Regions from separate parts of the Mus musculus genome. Here region 1 is linked to region 2. A link is a loop called in an ENCODE intact Hi-C map of the cell type or tissue named here. Cell type or tissue: heart. All regions are shown on one strand.

Region 1 (8,000 bases), 160 kb after region 2:
CCCCCTAGTTTGGGCAAGGCCTGGTTCCCTCATGGTGCCTTGGGGAATGGGGGCAGCATATTGGCTTTCTGTGCAGGAGGCACAGACTTGTACTTAGTGAAGTATTTCATTAGTAATGCCTCAGTGTTTCTATAAGAGTCAGCAGAGTGCTGGTGTGTGTGTGTGTGTGTGTGTGTGTGTGTGTGTGTGTGTGTGTGTGTGTGTGTTGAACCTGCTTCCGTGTGCCTGTTCTCCTGAGATTTCTCTGGTGGGGTCTGTTTGTCTCCAAGAAGCTGCCGTCTTTGGAAGTGAGAAGATGGGAAGAGCCCTCTGCCATAGAATTATGGTTGAAGCCAGTGGGTTAAGCTCTTCTGGCAATAGAAACAGGGTGCTGCTTATTAGGAGAAATATTGGAAATTTCCTGAGGTTCTGGGGATATCTGTTGAATCGCCATTCCTGTGAGGTCAGGCCTAGGCCCCTCAGCATCCCCAGGATCACGCTAATACTAAGCACTTCCCCTGCCCAGGGTAAGGGACAGAGAGGGACACCACCTCACCATGAAGCACCACTGCTAAGGCCACATTACCCCAGGCTTCCCCGAGGCCTGATCTTGCAATGTTTGGGGACCTAGTACGGAGCTCAGTCCCTGCCACTTAAGATCTGTGTGTTCAGGCCTCTTGTGGGAGATGGAGTTTCTTTTCTGATCCCTCCCCTGATTCCAACCCCACGAGGCAGGGTGCAGAGTTCCAGACCAAAAGCCGGTGCTGCCAGTCGGTGCGCCCTGCCCCATTGAGTCTGCAGTGTGCAGAGCTTTGCAGCGCGTAGGCAGTGCTAGTCTGTGCCGTCCACCAGCTCACAGAGCATGTTTTCCAACGCAGTGATGCGCTCCTCTTGGGCCTGCACTCGATCTCGGAGGGCCTTTATCTCCTCCAGCAATGTCTCCAGGGTGTGCTGCTGCTGGCATGTGGGAGACAGAAGAGACCATGGCAGAGAGCAGGAGGCAGGGGATAGAGTCAGGGTGGCGTGGTCAGATCTCAGAGCTTACCGACAAGGGGGCCTCGCTGGCGGACTGGCTGCGCCGAGGACTGGCCGGCGGGCGCACATCTAGGATGTTGCGTTTGGTGACCCGAAGCTCACGGTGTTTGGGGGGAACGTAGCCTTCCTTCAGCGAAATGAGCACAGGTTCTGCATCCTGACCTGATAGCCACTCATCAGCTTCCAGGGCAGGCTCAGGGCCAGGCGTGTCTGGGTATAGGTCATCCTGGAACAGGTCTGACTGAGGGGGTGGGAGGACAGGAGGGCCTGTATGAGCTGAGCAGTGGATGGCTGTTTTGATGCTTTCCAGCCAACGCCCTCCTTCCTCACCTTTCGCGGTACAGTCATGATGATGGGTTCACACTTTCGTTCGTGCAGCTTGTAGAACCTATGAGGGAGGGGGAAATTCAACATTCCTGCTGACTCCCCATCCTTTTTTAAAATCCCTATGTCTGTGACTAAGGTGTTGAAAGTCAACACCACGCCGAGTAATTACCATTCACACATTATCAGTGTTGGGTTAAAACACCTCTGTTGGAATGTCAGGCTAGTAGGACAATGCTGGGACTGTCACTGAAAAAGACTAGTATGGCTCCTTTCTTTTTTCCCCAAAGAACAGCACAATTAGGGGAAGCCCGGGAGCTGACATGAGAAATAGAGGCAGGGGGACAGGAGGGACAAAAGTGCTGACCTGGCGATTTCACATTTGCTGACATCCAGTCCCCGCTTGGGCATGAAACCCATACCCCGTTGCGGTTCTTTGCTGCTAAATGTGTTCAGATAATGCACGAAAGGTGGTTCTTCCGTAATTTCAAAGTACCGAATGCTACTGTCACCCTGCAAAACCAGCCAATTTAGATGGCACTGCCAGACAGCGTGCTCACATCTTCATCCTGGCCCTGGTTCTTCCAGCCCAGCCTCCAGCACCTTGCCACACAAGTAGACGATGCTGGAGTCAGGATCGTAGAATGGTAGTAACACTCCGTTGCTTGTGTCCATCTCCTGCAGGGCCACTGGCTCTTCGAAATTGTTCTGCCGAGCACAGGGAGAGTGACCAGCCCTGTTCTTCCTCCCGGGTTACATCAGAATTCGCTTTATAGCCACCCCAAATCCCATGCGTTTCCAAGACAGCTCTGGTGAGAGCTACAGGCTCTTCTAGATGCATCTTTCCCTTTCCCTCACACAGGAACACCCTGTGCGGTTGCATGCAGTCACAGCAAACCACCCCCAGGGACTTGGCATCACCAGGAGGGGGCGCCAGCGCGAGCTCCTTCAGGCGACGCAGCAAAACTGGGCAGTGTTGGGTGTGAGGTGGCAGCAACCTTCAGCCCTGTCGGAATGGGCATACCCTGCGGGTGCAGGGCGTCTGGCCCCTCGCCCGTGATGCCAGCCCCCGGGGCACACATCCCAAGCCTCCAACTGTGTTACCGGGTCCCACAGGCCTAGCTCTCGCTGGCTCATGCGGGTGAATCCCGTGGTGAAGATATGACCCAGCCGCGTGAAGACAGCCCGCATGGGTCTCATCCCCTCGTGGGCTGCAAACCTCTCCTGGGAGGAAGGGGGAGAAGGGAGGAGCATCACCTTGCTGCCTGCCTTCGGGAGATGGAAATCTGAGCAACCTTGCCAACCTGAGTGTGGGGTGGGGGTGGGGGTGGGGAAAAGGAGTCTAAGAACTCAGCTTCTCCGAGGTCAGTGGCAGGACCATGGCCTGGAGATCAGGGCTGTGAGAGAGCAAGAGGCCTGGAGCTCTCAGCAGGTTCCAGTCCTTATGCACCCTCAAAGGCTGATCCCTGGGGCGGGTGATGTCTGCAGGCATCCTAGGGTTGCAGTGGTGTTCTATCCACAAGGGAGCCCCGTGCTCCACTTGGGCCTCTTGGGTTGGGCCACCACTCAGGAGGGTGCTCCTGGTTGACCCTGCAAAGCGAGCCAATGCGCCCGCCTCCGCCTGGCCTACCGGGTCCCAGAGTGCGAGTTGCCGCTCACTCATCCTGCTGAAGCCGGTGCTGAGCAGCTTCCCGTCTGCGGTGAAGACGGCCCGCAGTGGGCGGGCGCCCTCGTGAGGCCGGGCTCGCTCCTGCTCGCAGGGTTAGTGGGTTAGAGTGCCCGCCCACCCGCCCTCCGGCTCCCAGCCGCACCACGCCTGTGCTCCAAGCAGACATGCAGGCACCCGACTTCCCAGGTTAGAAGGAGGCTGGCCAGGACAGGGCCACTGGCCTCCCAGGGCACCCAGCTGGGATAAGCCACGCTTGAGGGTTATTTCATCCCCACCCAGTGGGTCAATGGGTGGAAAGGGGGTCAGGTCTCGGTAGTCAGGCCCCAGACCCTGGAAGATGGCGTTGGATATCTGAGAGGAGAGGGTCCTGAAGCTCAGGTTTCATGCAGGTTCTGGTTGGAGGATGGAGTTTCCAGCTTCTCCCTCCTCAATCTCAAAGCAAGGAGCCCTCCTCGGAGCTCTTAGATGTATGGGAGGGGAGCGAACCGGGTTGCAGTCTGGGAGTTTACTCAGGGTAGGAGGGATTGAGGCTGTTGAGCCTGCAAGGGGTGCGGAGGGGGTTGGGTCATGACTAATCTCCGGAGTAGGGATAAGACAGGTAAAAGCTGGGACCAGAGGCTCTGATGACTGGGTATCAGGCACTAACGGCTGGTGTTGAACAAGGGGGTGCTAGCTAGGGAATAGGCAGCCAGGCCAGGCACTCACCGCAACCACTTGACTCTTCCGGGGGTCAATGATGCGCAAGGTCTTGTCCTTGCAGGTGGTGGCTAGCAGGCTACCATTGCTGTTCCAACACACGCTGTGGATGACGTCAGGGTGTATGTCGTCCAGGCTCAGCAGTACCTCCCCAGTGCCCACATTCCAGATGATGATCACATTATCACCCCCTGTCCAGAGTGACCAGGCGTATCATCCGAGGCTCTCCTTCCTCACTCCCACCCTCATCTACAGAAGGGACCCTCCTTAGCCCCACCCCAGACCTGCACTGAGCAGGACATTCCTGGCAGTAGGATGCCAAGACAGGATGCCCACACGCTTGGAGTGGCCCTCGAGTGTGATGACAGGTTCTGTGATGTTTCTTACAGGGGTGTAGTCTGGAATCTGCCACACCTAGGTAGGAAGAAAGGCAACAAGCAGGTGGGATTCAGAGATGGCTCACACACTTAGTGCTATTGGTCTTCTTGAGTGGTACGGGTCAAATACAGGAAAAAAAACTTGGTGGTACCAGCACCGTGAAGCAGCAGTTGTGAGCTCTCCAAAGACTGCCTTACTCTGTCAAGAAAACTTCAGAGTGCTGTACCCCTGCTCTTAGGGCCCCAAGTTATCCATGGTTATAATTAGTTCTAGGCAGTGCCCTCTGGGAGGGCGCAGGTATGTATTTAACTAAAAATAATCTGGGAACTGGGCAGGACAGGGCAGAGCTCCTGGCCTCTACCCCTTCTATTATCTTCCCCAGCACAGGTGAGACACCTCCCCGTTCCCCAGCCCAGCTTGGCAGCATCCACTAGTCTCCTACCATGACTGTGGTGTCATCTGAGGCACTGGCGATGACGTTGTCATTGTGTGGGCACCAGTCAATGTCCAGCACAGGGCCAGTGTGCCCAGTGACCAGTGGGTAGTTCTTATCCACTCGTCCTGTCTGGAGGGGTCAGAGAGGGTGATATGGGTTCACTGTCATTCGTGTGTGTGTGTGTGTGTGTGCACAAGCACCGCTGGGAACGGAACTCAGGGCCCAGCACTTGTTAAGTAAATGGTCAACCAATGAGCTGCATCCCAGGCCCTTGCTCTCCTGTATGTGGTTTTGAAGTGGGCAGTAGATTTGTTTACCTCTCAAATCTGTGTTATTAGTTTTCTCTTTGCAGACCTTTTTCAGAATTTAACCCCACCCCCACCCTCAGTCTACTCTTTGAACTTTGCTGGAGATGCACAGTGTGAATGCCTTTGTATTAGGAAGTCTGATTCAGAGAGACAGGCTGACCTAACAAAGTACCCACAGCAGGACACGGAACCCAGACTCAAGTTAAGGTCTCATTATGTTGATTAGCCTAGGCTGATCTTGCCTCGGTCTTCCCAGTGCTGGGCTCATGGGCGTGAACCCACATGCCCTGTGAGGAGGATGTGCTTGAACCTGTCCCCCAAGTTGGAGGACCTTTGGCAAGCCCCTGGAGAGAGAGGTCTGAGTGAGTGACTCTGACGGCAGTGGCTTAGCCCCTGGGGCAGACCTCTCCCTTGGTTTCACCTTGGAGTCATAGGCAGCACGCAGTCTTGGTGCTGAGTGTCCCTTACCAGGGGCTGGCACTCGTCTTTCTTTTTGTCTTCATGAGTAAGTTGTGGGAGCTCTGAAGACTCTGCAGGGGTTGGCATTGGCCCAAAGCACATAGTCTGGGAGAGAGGGTGACTAAATGCCATTGACATGGCAGTCACACTGGGGGAGGAGGTGGCTCGGGCTGAAATGTGAGCCCTTGGGATGCTGTCTCTGGATGGTGTCTGCATTGTCCAGCGTGAGTCATAGGCTATTGTCAGGCCTGTCCTGACCCCACCACTTGTGAGGTCTTCTTTAGCAAGGTATAGGGCTCAGTATCTAGGTCAAGGTTATGCTTTGGGGTATCTCTCCTGGGGTACAGATGGCTACGTGTCTGCAAAGGTGGCAGTCAGTGCCTGGCCCTTTCCCTCATGTGCAGGGGAGGGAAGGCTCTGACTATTGTAACTTCTCTTTTTAGTTTCATCCCACTCCCAGGATCAGAGTCTGAACACCTCTCTCTCTCTCTCTCTCTCTCTCTCTCTCTCTCTCTCTCTCTCTCTCTCTCTCTGTATCTCTGTCTCTCTCTGTTTCTGTGTGTGTCTGTGTGTCTCTCTCCATCTCTCTGACTCTGCCTTTCTCTGACACTAGGTAAAGATAAGGTTAGAGTCTGACTGGACCTTGGTCTGCTGTATCCCAACCATCTCCATCACTAACACCCATCTTGGTTTCTGCTAGGAACACAGTGCTCTGTGGCCTAGAGATCGGGCGCACAGGTCACGCTGATGTTGCTGTTCTCCACCATTCTTTGTGGGTTTGGCAAAGACAGAGTACCCAGTCCACACAGACTGCCCTTCTGGAGGCCTGGACTTCAGTGAGAAAAGGCTAGTGTGGGATATATCCCAGAGACCCTAGCCAGTGCCCTCCCAATTGCTTTCTTCCCCTCACCCCTCACCTTGGCCAGAGGCAGGACAATGAAGGCACCTCCACCTCCAGCCTCCACAATAATGGCTAGAAATTTGGGGTTGACGGCACAGAAGGCGCTGTCCCATGTGACCTTGGATACCCGGATGTCCTCATAGGCCTGGTCAGCCTTTGCTGCCTGACCAAACACGTGGCGGAACTTGCTCTGCCGAACAACACGCCGGCTCATGGCTGGGGCAAAGATAGGGAGTATCAGAGTCTAGAGGCACGTTGGTCCTTAATCCTGCGAGCTGTGGAAGGGAGGAGTGAGTGAGTAGGATTATCTGGCCAGGATCTTCAAAGTGACCAAAGTTGGAGGCTGGTTTTTGACATCTGTCTCATGTTGTTTAATATGAGGGACAAGGATGGGGAATCTCACCGCTTCTTAGACACACAGGCTAGCCGGGATAGCAGAGGCTGACACAGGGCTGAAACTTCCTCCAAGACCTAATGTTTTGAGGAGGAATATCAGGGGGTCCCCTCATGCTGCTAGTCATGTATGAGACCTCTTTGCAAGTGTTTGTCTCTCTGAAAGGCTCCCCACCCAACACCTTCTCTTTTAGTCAGTGGACCGTAGCTCAAGGCTAGGTAGGACTGCAGCCCTCAAGATCCCATATTCACATCGCTGAGTTCAAGCCGGTGTGTCTTTTTCTACAGCTTGGCCAAGAGAAGAGGTCCTTTTGTTAGCCCTGCTTCCTACTCTTTTTAAAAGATTCCTCCGGTGGTGTGGGGTATGTGGGAGTAGGGCGATCTTCCTTCTGTCTATTTCCCCATGCACTGATTTCTCCGGATGGGGTGGGGTGGGGGAGTCCTGGCTATGGTCATCTGACACAAATATCATACTTTGGTCCAGCCTCTTGGGTGCGATGCCTGGGCTGGCTAGTCCGTTCTCTTGAGGGTGGGGGCCCTCGACCCCACCTGCAAGGACCAGATGTGCAACCAGGGAGGAGGTGAGGTCCTCTTTCTGGTTCTACGACTTCGGCTTCTGGAGCTAGGAGCTTAGCAATGCTTGCTACTTTTCCCAAGGGGACACAGCAGGTTCTCCCAAAGGCCAACTGCTTCCTGCCCCTCCCCTGCCCGGGCATCCTTGTGCCCTTCAAACCACTTCTGTAGCCCCAGGCCTGAAGGCCGGCCTACTCGCCCCCTCCTCCAGCCTCCTGCCCCGGCAGTGCGTTCCTGTGAGACTAGGTGTCTCCTCGCCAGCCGCTGTCCGGCCAAATATAGACACCAAGTCCGCCCTGACGAACTGAATTTAGCGGCGGGGGGGGGGGGGGGCGCAGACCTCTGCCCCCTCCAGAGACCCCGCCCGCGCCGTTGGCTGCGGTGGCGGAGGCAGGGAGGGGGGTACCTGGTCCTAAGCCGGGCGGGGGTGCTCACGCTGCGACTCCTCTGCGGAGCGGGCCGGGGTATGCGAAGGGCCGAGGAGGCGGCGTCCGTGCGTCCGGGCCAGGGTGTTCCGGCCGCTGCCTGCGGCTCTCGGCTGCGGGCTCCGCTGCAGTCCCAGCTGCTGCTGCCATCAACCTGAGGGGGCGGGGCCGGACGGGGGCAGGGCCAGGCCAGAGCGGCTACGCCCTGTCCAGCGCGCGAAAGTCCGGCGGGCGTCTCAACTCCGCTGTAAAAAGGGAAAAGTAAGTGTGCGTGCGCTGGCGGGGTGTTCGTGCCTCGTGTCTGCCACCGTCCCTCGCATACAGGTTCGGGAGGCGCTTGGTCCAAAGAGAGACACGGAGAATGGGAGCCACCGCGCGAGATCAGGTGCCTGCGCGCCGCATTCCTGCCGCAATCGCGCAGCTA
Region 2 (8,000 bases):
TGTACAGGCAACAGCTAATGGGATACCCCACACTCCAGTTGTTTGGGACCCACATGAAGACCAAGCCGCACATCTGCTACACATGTGCAGGGAGGCCTAGGTCCAGCCAGTGTATGCTCTTCGGTTGGTGGCTCAGTCTCTGAGAACCTCAAGCATCCAGGTTAGTTGACTCTATCTAGTTTCCTCGTCTATACTATGGAGGAACTAGCTCAGCTTTAATCCCATCACCTCTGATTCTAAGCAGCTTGGAGGTCTATTCACTCAGTACAGACGGTTCTAGTTGGACACTCTCACATCTGCCCATGGCAACGCCATTCTGACCTCTGCAGCACTGGTGTGCAGCTCTACCCCAGCAAGCAGGGTTATTTCCATCTCCAATTCCTGGGTGAATGGAGCTTGGGTCGGGGGAAGGAATCTACTGAAACCTTAAATCCCCTGGCTTTAGAGAATTTCTGGAGTAAATTCACTATAAGTGGGGTATGTGCTAGATTAAGAAACCACATCAGAGCAGGGTGCACGCCTTTAATCCCAGCACTCGGGAGGCAGAGGCAGGCAGATTTCTGAGTTCGAGGCCAAGCTGGTCTACAAAGTGAGTTCCAGGAAAGCCAGGGCTACACAGAGAAACCCTGTCTTGAAAAACAAACAAACAAACAAACAAAAACAAAACAAACAAACAAAAAACCAAAGAAATGAAAAGAAAAGAAAAGAAAAGAAAAGAAAAGAAAAGAAAAGAAAAGAAAAGAAAAGCACAGTGCTCAGTCACAAAATCTCCCTTCTAGGGGGTGTCTAGGATTTACAGGGCCACCTTGTCACTGGGTGCTGAGTGAAGGACCGAGGGGACCAGTGACCCAACTTCTTTAAACCTGGTGAAGATGCCAAAGGACTGTTGCCATAGAGAGTTTAGAACAACTGGTTTTTTTTTTAGATTTATTTATGTATTTTATGTATATGAGTACACTGTAGCTATACAAATGGTTGTAAGCCATCATGTATTTGCTAGAATTGAACTCAGGACCTCTGCTCGCTCTGGCCCGAAGATTTATTTATTATTATATATAAGTACACTGTAGCTGTCTACAGACACACCAGAAGAGAGGGTCAGATCTCATTAAGGATGGTCGTGGGCTACCATGTGGTTGCTGGGATTTGAACTCAGGACCTTTGGAAGAGCAGTCAGTGCTCTTAACCTCTGAGCCATCTCTCCAGCCCCAACAACTGGGGTTTTTGAGGAGAGATCCTGATTTTTTTCCCAGTCAACATTTCCTTCTTTAAATTTATTCTACTTATTATTAGCATTTTTGTGGTACAAGCACATGCCTCAGTTTGCAGGTGAAGGCCAGAGGACTTTTAGGAGTCATTTCTGTTTGTCTGCTATGGGTTCCAGGGATCCAGCTAAGGCAGTCAACTTACATGGCTCTTTACCCCTGAGCCGTCTTGCCAGCTCTGACATGAGTGGATTGTTCTACTTCTACCATCAGCATAGTTCTGTCTTAGAGACACAGGGACTTTGGACAAAGGACTGAGGGTAAAGGTATGGGGAAGAGAATTCTTTTCAAATGAAACAGGGAAAATGCTTTGGCAGGCCTGCCCTTCTTGAAGCTGCTGTGAGCATGTTGCTCATACCCGTGCAATGTCAGTAATGAAGAATTCGCTGTGCATCTGTGTCTGGGAGGGGGCAGCTCCTGCGATTATGTGAAAAGTTTAAAGATTTTTATTTATTTTTACTTCATGAGTGTATAAAAAGATGTATGCCTGCTGTCTTCGGAGGTCAGAAGAAAGAATTCAGTGTTCTGCAACTAGAGTAACAGCTGGTTGTGGGACCAGGTACTTACTCGGAACAAAACCCAGGTCCTCCGCAAAAGCAGAAAGCGTTCTTTACCTCTGAGCCATCTATCCAGACTGACTCTTTGTTGTGTTTTGTTTTGTTTTGGTGTTGTTGTTGTTTTTTGTTTTTCGAGACAGGGTTTCTCTGTGTAGCCTTGGCTGTCCTGGAACTCACTCTGTAGACCAGGCTGGCCTCGAACTCAGAAATTCGCCTGCCTCTGCCTCCTGAGTGCTGGGATTAAAGGCGTGCACCACCACGCCCGGTTTAGACTCCACTCTTGATTTCTATTTCTCCAAATTCATTCTTTAGATTTGAGCCTAGGAGAGCACTATCCTTTTACAACTCAGATGTAGAAAGGCAGGTGTCAGCCACTAAAACCACCAAGTTGTAAGAACTTTCTGAGAGGAAATGGTTCCAAGAAAAATGTGCACTTCACTACAGTACCACCTGGTGGCAGCAGACCCATCCTTTGCTGACTGCTCATGGCCGCCGGTTGAGAAAAATCTGCCTAGTCCGTGAATGGAAAAGCAGCCAAGACAGTGAAGGTGGGGAGGGGAGGTATGGTGGAGTGCGGTGAGGTGGGAGTGGGGGTGAGTGTGAGAAACCAGGTGGTGAGTGTATGTTCAGGAGCTGCGGGAGATCCTGAAACGAATGTGAGGTCTCAGCTGAGAGTCTTTCTGAGAGAAACAGGAGTTACTGACATTCAGAGCAAATCAGTTGGTGTACAGTTGCGCGAGGTGACTTAGGTCAGTTATCCCCTTACCTAGGAGGCAGAGAGGCAGAAGGATAGGGAGTTCAGGGTTAGCCTTGGATACATATGGCTTTGGAGGTCAGCTTTGACTAAACGAGAAACAGTGTCTCAAACAAACAAACAAACAGTGTTAGGAAGATGGTTCTGCTGGTACTTGCCTCCAAGCCTGATCCCTAGGACCACATGATGGAAAGAGAACCAACTCTTCCACGTTGTCATATGACCTACACACACACACACACACACACACACACACACACACACACACACACACACACACACACACTAAATAAATAAGTAAATAAGTAAATAAATGTAAAAATAGCTGATTGGTAAGTTGAGTGTGAGGAAAGCAGGCATCATCTCTTTCCTGAGATCAGAAGAAGGTATCTAGACTGGAGCTCCAGATGGTTGTGAACGACCATTTAGGTGCTGGGAACTGCTGAGCATCTCTGCAGCCCCTTTACCTCAATTTTTAAAAAAGACAAAGCAGCAAACAAAATCCTTTCCCAGTGGTGGTTACTGAAATAACTGTTTTCCTTCTTACCACTAGAGGGCAGAATATGAAAAGAAGACTTGGGCAGTGTCACTCTCCCAAACAGGCTAAATAGCCCTGGAGGAATTCTAAGTGTTAAAGAGGAGTAAGACTTGAATTTGCTAACAAATATATCTATCTGTCCAAGATATTTCTGGCTCATACATTTCCATTAACTTCTTAAAGGCTCCAGAGTAAAACCTGAGCTAATGAGAATGGCATACAAGACTCTTCCCCATTTGTCCTTGGTCTTCCCTCCTAATTTTATCCTTTTACTCTCTGCTCCGGAAGTAAGATAGTGGAAAAGCTGGGCGTTGGGGCCAGCCAATCAGAAGCCAGAGAACCATCCCACTCTGTGACAGTGTATTCATCTGTAGTTCCTATCTAGTCTATATCTTAGTAAGGCTGCGCCACCACTGCCCAGCTTTCCATAGCTTTGTTTGTTTGTTTGGTTGGTTGGTTGGTTTTTTGTTTGTTTGTTTTTGTTTTTATGAGACAGGGTTTCTCTGTGTAGCCCTGGCTGTCCTGGCACTCACTTTGTAGGCCAGGCTGGCCTCGAACTCAGAAATCTGCCTGCCTCTACCTGGCGAGTGCTGGGATTAAAGGCGTGTGTCACCACCGCCTGGCCATAGCTTTTAAAATAAATATCCTGCTATTCATAAAATGTTTTCAGCCAGGTGTGGTGACACACGCCTTTAATCCCAGCACGCGGGAGGCAGAGGCAGGCAGAGGTTTTGGGTTTGAGTCCAGCCTGGTCTACAGAATGAATTCCATGTCAGCCAGGGCTACAGAGACATCTTATTTTAAAAACAAAACAAAACAAAACAAACAAACAACAACAACAACAACAAAAGGTTCTAGATTTATTTATTTTCTGTGTATGACATTGAACCAGGGCCTCTACCTGTGGTAGGGAAGCACTCTACCACTGAGTTACACCCTCAAAACCATACTGGAACCTGACTATTGACTTACAACATGCCTGGCACAGAAACTGTAGGTTCAGATTCTGTCTTCTCTCTCCCTCCCTCCCTCCCTCCCTCTCTCTCCTCTCTTCCTCTTCCTCCCTCTCTTTCTCTCCCCCCTCTTTCTCTCTCCCCTTCCTCCCTCTTTCTCTCCTCCCTCCCTTTTTCTCTCTCACCCTCCCTTCTTTTCTCCCTTCCTCTTTCTCCCTCCCTCTCGTTCTCTCTCCCTCCCTCCTCCCTCCCTCCTTCTCCCTCCCTCCCTCCCTCTGTCCCAACCTCATTTGATTTTATTTAGTGTGTGTATATGTGTGTATGCACGGTATTTTTGTGGAGGTCAGAGAACAGCTTTGTGAAGTCAATTCTCTTCTTTCTCCCTCCACCTGTCTGTGGATTCTAGGACTCCAACTCTGTCTTTAAGCTTCCATTTCCTGTCAGCAAGCCCTTTGCCTGCAGGGACATCCAGCTGCTTCCCCCACCCCCACCCCACACCCCATCTCTGTTTCCTTGAGACAAACTTCATATAGCCCAGGCTGGCCTCAAACTCACTATGTAAGCAAAACTGGCCTTGGACTCCTGCTCTTCCCTTCCCTGCCTCCTGAGCACTGGGGTTACAGGACTATGCCACCACACCTGGGGTTTGCTGTTCTGAGACAGGCTCTCACCCTGTGCTTTTTTGGCTAACTTTACACTTCCACATCAAAGTCCATCACTGAGGAAAATCAAGGCTGAATTCAATCGAGGAGGAACCTGGAGGAGCACCACTTACTGGCTTGTTCCTCATGGTTTGGGCAACCTGCCTCCTCTTCTTCCTCCTCCTTCTTTTTTCTGTTTTTGTTCTTGTTGTTGTTTTTTTTTTTTTTTTTTTTTCAAGACAGGGTTTCTCAATGTAGTTTAGGCTGTCCTGGAACTCGCTCTGTAGACCAGGCTGGCCTCAAACTCAGAGATTCACCTGCCTCTGCCTCCCAAGTGTTGGGATTAAAGGCAGGCCTGTGCCACCACCACCTGGCTTAACGTGCTTTCTTATACACCCCAGGACCACCTACGCAGGGTGGAACCACCAACCATGGGATGGACCCTCTCACATCATTGTCAAGAAAGGCACCACAGGCTTGCCCACAGGCCAATCTGGCAGGACAGTTTTGCAGTTGGGATTCTCCCTTCTAAAAGGACTCTAATTTGTGTCAAGTTGACATGAAAGCCAGCCAGCACAAACTCACTGTGTAGTAAAAGGCTTCCCTTGAATTTGCAGGCCTCCTGCCTCAGCCTCAGTACTGGGATTAAAGGCAAGAGCCGCCATACTCAGGCACATTATCTTTTGCTCTCTAAAAGTCTAAAGTTGAAAGAGGAAAGGGCTGGATATAGTCCACCAGGAGAGTCCTTGCTTAGCACTGGAGGGAGGAGCTAGGCTCCATCCCTGACACTGTGCTTACTCAGCACTGGAGGACCTAAGTACCATCTCAGCACTGCCAAAGGAAAGAAGGCACAACAGCAAGCAGGCAAGCAAGACAATGGGAAGGGTGAGAACGGGACCCAAGGTTTTTACCTAAAAAGAAACTGTAAGCTCAGTATCTCAAAGAAGAAAATGAAACACAGAGACTAAACTCAGTTGTAGAATATTACCTAGCATATGTGAGACTCCCCAGCACCGAAGAAAAACAATACTAAGAACAAACATTTTAATTTTAAAGAAAGGAAGCAACTGATAATTCTAAATGAGGCCCCAGCCCGGGGAAACAGCTAAGTCATGCTAATGACTAAGCATTAGGGTGAAAATGCCAAAATGTTGTCTTGCTCCTCAGGCCTTTCTGGGATATATTATATCTTAGAATAAAACAGCTGAGCTAAGTGGAGTGAGTTGCTTTTTTGTAAAATTGTTGTCAAAATGCCTAACTGGCACACGAACCACTTATCTGTTTATGTTGGGGGGGGGGGGAAACTTAGGTATTCTTCCAGGCAGCTCCTGGCCCCTGCCTGTTTTTTTTTTTTTTTTTTAATCTTCTAGAGTAGCTTTGGCCTTGTTATCTAGTACTTACTGTGGGTTTGTCTTCTCTGGAATTTTATCATTTTTTTTTCCAGGCTAGGTTTCCTTGTGTAGCCCTGTCTGTCCTGGAACTCACTATGTAAACCAGGCTGTCCTTGAATTCACAGACATCCACCTGCCTCTGCCTCCTGAGTGCTGGGATTACAGTGCACCACTATACACAACTTAGACTGTCCGTTCTTTGAGGACAGGATAGCTTGTCTGTTCCCAGCAGCACAGCACAGCGTGTCCAGCAGTAGATGGTGATATAGCAGAGATACTTGACGCAGGAAGGAAGGAAGACGCTGCTCTCTACACTTTATAGATCTCCATTTACTTCATCAATATGAAAGCCCTCCAAATAGATGCTGTTACACTCCTTGTTTGACAGGCAGGGAAAATGAATCAGAGAAAACTTTGACAATGGTTGCAAAGCAAGAGGATGGAAGGATTCAAATCAGGAAGCTTGGCTCTAGAGAATAAGCACTTAGCAATTCTGTCCTATAACCTGAACTGCAGGGGGGTGTATACAGGAATGGGAGCTAGCTATTAGGAGGACGTGAGTATATTAAGTGTGTGAGAGGACACCTGATCTCCCTGGAACTGGAGTTATAGATGCTTGTGAACCTAGGACCTCTGCCACAGTAGCAACTGCTCTTGACCCTTGAACTTTCTCTCCAGCCCCTATTTGTTCAGAGCATTTTTATATGTATTATCCGAGTATATCAAGAGTCAGCTTGTGTTGTTTTTTTTTTTAATTTTAATTTTTATGTGTATTGGTTCTTCATGTCTATGCATCACATATGTGCCTGGTGCCTTTGGAGACCAAAAGAGGTTGTCGGATTCCTTAGAGTCAGAGTTATAGAGAGTTGTGAGCCTCCATGTGTGTGCTGGAAAACTCAAACCTGGGACCTCTGGAAAAACAGCCAGTGCGTTTAACTGGAGAGCCATCTCTCAGACTCCTTTGTGTGAAACCAGCCAGCAGTTCTACTCCTGAAATACCCAGATTCTTCTTTGCAAGCACAGCGAGTCTAAATACAAGGAAAGAACAGAGAACACAGGCAGACTTATTTTGTAAATCTCTTGGCCTTTGTACAGCTGCAAACACCTGACAGGTTGGCCAGCTTTCTAGGCTAGTATCTAGAGAAAGCATTGTTTACCGTATGAAAACCTTTCCACTGGGGCTAAGCAACCACTTTCTTGGTGATTCCAAAAAGTGCCAGTTTCTCCATCAACCCAACAATGAAGAGTGTATGTGGGGTGGAAGGGGAGGGTGGATATAGCGGTGATTCCACTTTGTACTATTGTTTTTAAAGGAGTCTGGCTGTAGGGAGCTCTCGCAGATGCCTTTATTGGCAGCTTCAACTCGTTGCTTTTGAGTTGCCATGGCAACCGGAAGCCAAACCCGGGTGGTGGTGGTGGTGGTGGTGGTGGTGGGGGACGGGAACTGTTTATTGGTGAGTGATAAGGAGCCAAATGAAAAGACAGTTCTTTGAGGGAAGCCTGGGGTTGTTGGGGGATGGAGCTGCGTGTTTATGTATTAGCATAGGGTAAATCCAGATGCCTCTCAGCACTATGGATACGCAAGCAGCTGAAAGCAGGGCAAACAGGAAGGCTACCTAGGAGCTTCCTGGCATGGTTTCTTCTTCTAATTGCCTGTAGCTCAGAGATCTGAGTGAATGACCAGGGGAGAGGTCTGATGCTAGCAACTGTTCAGCACAAACACGTTCTAAAGTATTAATGGTGCCCAGTAGGACCAGGAGGAGTCGGCGCGATCCTCTGAAAGCCAGGAAATAGCAGGAGCTGCCTGTACCTGGATAAAACCCACCTAGGAGGTGAGTGAGGTTTGCGTTTGAACTGAATTCCTGGGGACACAGCCATATGGCTTCTACCGACTGCCATCC

The links. Hi-C counts contacts between places; a loop is a spot of excess contacts. Peaks named below come from ENCODE experiments on the same cell type or tissue, not always from the same donor. Only the 100,000 strongest peaks of a DNase experiment are listed, where the experiment ranks them.
Region 1: it touches region 2 in a loop (11-fold over the local background); 3 of 42 quality-filtered maps call a loop at or near these places.

The regions. Positions count from the first base shown.
Region 1 is chr11:77,462,312-77,470,311 of GRCm38, reverse strand. It overlaps Coro6 (coronin 6), which reads right to left and starts at 6,401. Exons shown (of 10, transcript NM_139128.2): 1 at 6,202-6,401; 2 at 4,524-4,646; 3 at 3,988-4,117; 4 at 3,713-3,894; 5 at 2,969-3,088; 6 at 1,942-2,046; 7 at 1,706-1,851; 8 at 1,345-1,402; 9 at 1,025-1,255; 10 at 1-933. The coding sequence starts at 6,399. The coding sequence ends at 811. It overlaps Mir12181 (microRNA mir-12181), which reads right to left and starts at 2,794; the gene lies at 2,738-2,794. In heart, CTCF peaks have their summits at 2,254 (motif pointing right), 3,063 (motif pointing left) and 7,966; DNase peaks (open chromatin) are centred at 2,431, 3,031, 7,371, 7,701 and 5 weaker places; H3K4me3 peaks cover 2,645 bases; H3K27ac peaks cover 3,475 bases; H3K27me3 peaks cover 4,272 bases.
Region 2 is chr11:77,624,857-77,632,856 of GRCm38, reverse strand. It overlaps a transcript of Taok1 not described here. Among named protein-coding and RNA genes, the nearest start is that of Taok1, 21 kb to the right of the region's middle. In heart, CTCF peaks have their summits at 2,272 (motif pointing left) and 3,128 (motif pointing right); DNase peaks (open chromatin) are centred at 2,356 and 7,496; H3K4me3 peaks cover 1,132 bases; H3K27ac peaks cover 788 bases.